Regions from separate parts of the Homo sapiens genome. Here region 2 is linked to region 1. A link is a contact called in ENCODE Hi-C data. All regions are on one chromosome and are shown on one strand. The core of a region is the stretch at or near the end of the contact, and the rest is flanking DNA. Distances in the headings are between cores, read along the strand shown.

Region 1 (2,700 bases), core at 191-2,690:
ATTAGCAATACTCTATCCCCTGTTGGCTAGTGACTTGGAGATACCCAAGCCATGATTGGGGCAGAAAGTTAATTAATCTGCTTATTAAAAAGAAGAAATGTCTCATTTGCATGCATTTGCATTCAGGTCTTGAATTCATTATGCTTTTTGGTGGTCCTTTGCTTTATTTCCTTAATACCACTGACCTACCTAGGTGTTAGCTCAATACATTTAAATTTTGTGTGGCTGGGCTTTGTTTAAGTGTCGTATCTCTGGTTATAGTGGGTTCTAGCAGAATTTGATTATTTTATAGATTGTTTAATTCTCTATAGAGATTTTCCCCTTCCATGGGCTGTTGGGATTTCTTATGGTTATCATATACCACAGTTGGGAAAATATTTGTTTACTTGACCAATCTTGGAAAATACAGACTTTGTCTCCATAAGAGTTGGACATGTTATCTGGGGATGATCCATTCAATTATTTGCAATTTCCTTCTCAACCAAATTTTCCGTGGTCATTTTTGTGGCAGTTTTCTCCTTCTTTGCTTTTCCTGTCTTATTGGGAGGTCTGTTTGGGTTTTTTGTTTGTTTGTTTGTTTGTTTTTCCTTCCTGGGAAAAAAGACCATTGCTCTCCTTAAGTGTATTTTATACCTTCCACATTCAGAACGACTGTTTTTACCTGAAAATGCCCAGGCACCTTAAGGGCCTGAATGAAGTCTTTGGAGAAGAGGGAGGTGGCTGGGAAGAGGGGTGAGTGGGGAGAGATGGGAGTGAGATGGAGTGGAGGGCAAAGAATATAACAGCCCTTGGAACAACAGCAAGTAAAGCAAAACTACATAGGGAGATTAGTGCTGAAATAAATCTCTGCATGTGAGTGAATCACCGGTCCCAATTCGGGGCACCACAGTGCCCGTGTTTCTGTATTTTGTAGTAATCAACATTTCTGATACATTACAACAGTGTGGTTGTCAGGGGTGAGCGGCTCATGTAGCGGTTAGACCACCTCTATGCTAACAAGCTTAGCAATCAGGTTGTGAAGGGTCCTGGCTGGAGGAAAAAAATTAAAACCAAACCTTAGACCTCTTGTCAGACTGTGAGGAGAATTATATTTGTGAACTAGTCTACAATGTGGACAGGAAATGACCTCTCCACAAACTGCTTCTTTAAAAACAAGCAGTGGTGCCTAAAGCTATCCAGCTCCTCTCTCTCTCTCTCTCTCTCTCTCTCTCTCTCTCTCTCTCTCTCTCTCTCTCTCTCTCTCTCTCCCCCTCCCTCCCTCCCTCCTCCCTCCCTCCCTCCCTCCCTTCTTCCCTCCCTTCCTCCATACCAACCTCCCTCCCTCTCTGGAGCTCCTGCTCTCTCCCTCTCCCTCCTCTCCCGTGCTCCCTCCCTCCCTCCCTCTTTCCCTCCCTCCTCTCCTCTCCCTCTCCTCTCCTGCTATAGAGGGCTCCGACAGCAGTTCCCAGCCAGCGTGTTCAGCCTGCCTGCCTGCCTGCCTCTGTGTGTGTGTGAGCGTGTGTGCGTGCGTCTACTTTGTACTGGGAAGAACACAGCCCATGTGCTCTGCATGGACGTTACTGATACTCTGTTTAGCTTGATTTTCGAAAAGCAGGCAAGATGTCCAGCACACCACATGACCCCTTCTATTCTTCTCCTTTCGGCCCATTTTATAGGAGGCATACACCATACATGGTACAGCCAGAGTACCGAATCTATGAGATGAACAAGAGACTGCAGTCTCGCACAGAGGTAAGTACTTCAACCTTGGGGATGTGTTTGTGTATTTTTGTTAAGCTATGCATGAGCTTTTCCTAGGGTTTCTGGCTGAATTCTATGGGAAGTGTCCCACTTGATACTACCACGTACGTGGAAATGAGCGCCAGGATGAATCCACGAGTTTGGACGCTGGGTTTCCAGGCACAGCAACTCTTGTAGCAGAGGACAGTTTCTGCCGGAATCTTGAGACAACCCAGCACTTGATTCACATGCCGGGTTTCCAGAAATGTTGCTCTTCCAGAACTCTGGTGTTTTACAGGCTCTGAGTCAGTCCTGTTGGTGTTTCTTGAGATATAATTCCAAGGAATTTTGTGATTGTTTGCATCTGGCTATATATATATATACATATGTGTATATATATATATATATATATATATATACATATGTGTATATATATATATATATATATATATATATATATATATATATATTTTCTTTTTTACAAATCCTAGAGGAAGTCTGCTTTGACCTGTATTTACTTTTCAGAGTCACCAAAATCGAGGTAAAAAGGGGCAGAAGAGTAAACCTGCCTACTTCTCAGAACTAGCCCTGGAGGGACACATGTTTGTATATTTCAGTGTTAAAATCAGAAACCAGTTGCTTGGGGCAAGGGGACTCTAGACTTTCTCCTATTGCTGTCGGCCGTGCCCCCCTATCACTCTACCTTAGGACAGGAGCTGGTTCAGCTTTCAAGTCAGCTCTAGTTTTTGCATATTTGAGATCTTGTGCCTGAGAGAGGGAGACTCAGCCTCCTAGGCAGCCAGCAACTCTGGGAGCAGAGAGAACAGGACTTTCAGAACTTTTTAAATGCAAAACTCCAGACTCGCCTCCTGCAATTTAAATATTTTATGTCAGTTGACTTTTTCTCTGTGCTAGCTCAGCTGGCAGGTCTTGCTGCTGGATTGTCCATCTGCCTGTAAGTTGGGGCTTTGTGTGGAAGTG
Region 2 (2,700 bases), core at 153-2,652, 290 kb before region 1:
TTCCTCATGCATTCCAGTGAGTAAAAGTTTTCTGCATCAGACTTACAGCTAAGTCAACGCAAACTTTGTCATTGAAACTAAAAATGACCAGAGAGTGGTGAGAGTTGTTGCCTTGGCAACGCTGACAAAAGTACAGTCAGAGAAGGATTTACCTCCAGCTAGGCTGGGTAGGAATTTTCTGCAGCTAGGCTGTAGGTAAATTACTGTTTGGTGTACTTTGGGCCAGCAAGTTAACACCATAGAAAAGTCTAGCTTGGCATTTCCTGACTTGGAAGTGCTTTAATTTGCTCCTCTCGGCGAAGTGTCCCCATGGGCTTTGCTCTGGGTTGGCCCTTTGTGAGGCAAATGTGTGATTCGATGGGCTTTGACAGGCCTGCCAGGCCAAAAAAATATCTTGCCAGGCCCAACATTCCCACTCTGAGCTTTTTCTGTTGGTTAACACATTATTTCCAGAAAGCTCTGTCAAAATGTAGAAGCGTTACCGGAGAATTACAGCACAAGAAGCAAACAGCAGAGAAAAATGCAGGTAGTGTCAAAGAGAGAACACTAGATCGCCAGGCAGAGGTCTGGGTTCTACCCATAAAATAACCATAGCACAGTCCTCTGATCTTGGGCAAGTCTATTATTATGATTACTATTTGAATATTGGTTTCACTGTATATATTGATATAATATTTGTTCTCTACTGGGCAGCTATGAGGGTCAAATGATATAGTAAAGGTGTTTTGTAAACTGTAAAGTACTATGCAAAATATAAGAGGCTATTATTTTAAATGTGTCTAGGACTGAGGCAGAGGATATAATATTTTGATTGGGGTGAGGAAGGAACACACAGTGACTACAGCATGGGAAAAAAGGTTGTGGCAGAAGATGAGAAGAGTGGGGTGGGCTTCCATGAGGACATGGCATGCTTTTTGAGTCTTGTCTTCATGATACCCTAAGCCACTCTCTGTCTATCTCAGCCATCCTGAATTACTTGCCATCTACTCAACAGATCATGTTGTTTCATGTTTGCATTTTACAAAAACTGTTCTCTCTGCCTGGGTTTCCCTGCTCCATCTGGTCCACCTAAGTAACTATGTCTTCTTTAAAGATCCATCTAGATAGGTTAGATGCTTCACCACAGAAATACCCAATACCTTTATGTTATTTGTTTCATCACATGGCAATTATGTGTACATATTTGCCTTTTCCACTTAGATGGTGTTATGGAATGAATTGTGTCCCCACCATGCTCCCAAACCCCTAAATTCATACGTTGAAGCCCTAATCCTCAATGGAATTATGTTTGGAGACACAGCCTTTAAGGTGGTAATTAAGGTTAAATGAGGTCATAAGGGTAGAACCCTAATCCAATAGAACTAATGTCCTTATAAGGAGGGGAAGAGAACTGGAGTTTGAGTGCACAAAAAAGGCCATATAGGGGCCCAGGGAGAAGGCAGCCATCTACAACTCAAGACCTCATCAGACACTAACTCTTCTGGCACTGTTATCTTAGACTTCTGACTTTCAGAAGTGTGAAAAGATAAATTTCTGTCGTTTAGGTTACCAAGTTTGTGGCATTTTGTGATGGCAGCCTGAGGAGACTATTAGGTAGACATTTTGATGGTAAGCATCTTAAGGGCAAAGACTGAATATTACCCATTTTTGTACAAGCAGGGACTGGAAAATAGTAGATAGTAAGCATATAATTCTCGAATGAATGAATAAATTAATAATGTAGCACACTGGTCAGGCATGGTGGCTCATGCCTATAATCCTAGCACTTGGGGAGGCCGAGGTGGGTGGATCGCGAGGTCAGGAGTTCGAGAGCAGCCTGGCCAATGTGGTGAAACCCTGTCTCTACTAAAAATACAAAACTTAGCTGGGTGTGGCGGCAGGCGCCTGTAATCCCAGCTACTCAGGAGGCTGAGGCAGGAGAATCGCTTGAACCCAGGAGGCAGAGGTTGCAGTGAGCCGAGATTGCGGCATTGCACTCTAGCCTGGGCAACAGGGCGAGACTCCATCTCAAAAAATAAATAAATAATAATGTAGTGCACCTGGGCTCAGTTGGTGAATCAGGTGAGGCCAGAACCGGACTAGCTGTTTACTCTGGGGCAGTGACTGTGACTATGGAGGCCTGGAGAATGAACAGTAGCAGGAACTTAGTGTGGTCATAGAGCAAGTCAGGGCAGGCAGATGTAAAACCAGGAGAGTCCCACTGCAGGTCACAGGCAGATGTCCAGGCTGGCCCTGGAGTAGATGTCAGAGAAGTTTAGTATCAGAGGAGCCTGGGGATGTGGGTAATAATTGCCTAAAACCCTCTAAAGTACTCCATTATATACAGGATAAAGGCGAAGATTTTAACTCTGTCAATATGGTACTCTATGACATGGCCACAACCCACTCTCTCTGCCTACAGTCGCCCTGTAGGTTGCACAGTAGGTATTTGTTTGTCTGTTACAGGATTATGTCTTCTTCAGTTTTGTTTTTACCCAGTACCCACAAGAAGGCCTGCTATATTGTAGGTGCTCAATAAATGTTTGCCTAATGAATAGGATAAAGTCTAAGTAGGTTCTATTCTGAGTGTTTCTTAGTCACTTAAAAATCCTCTTTATAGGCAAGTGTCATAGAGCTGGTCACCAGGATTTTTAAGTGACTGAGAAACACTCAGAATAGAACTTTTTTGTAGGGTCTTACATTACTTTCATAGGGCTGCAG

Evidence for each region. A loop is a pair of places that touch in the nucleus more often than their neighbours do. Pooled maps may share reads with other maps.
Region 2: a pooled map shows a loop between it and region 1 (2.0-fold over the local background). The contact joins the promoter of LINC02493 here to the promoter of LDB2 in region 1. A Hi-C loop is called at or near these places in 1 of 50 pooled maps.

Annotation. Positions count from the first base shown.
Region 1 is chr4:16,897,385-16,900,084 of GRCh38, reverse strand. LDB2 (LIM domain binding 2) reads left to right here and starts at 1,440. Exons shown (of 8, transcript NM_001290.5): 1 at 1,440-1,731. The coding sequence starts at 1,600.
Region 2 is chr4:17,184,759-17,187,458 of GRCh38, reverse strand. It overlaps LINC02493 (long intergenic non-protein coding RNA 2493), which reads left to right and starts at 1,402. Exons shown (of 6, transcript NR_125919.1): 1 at 1,402-1,608.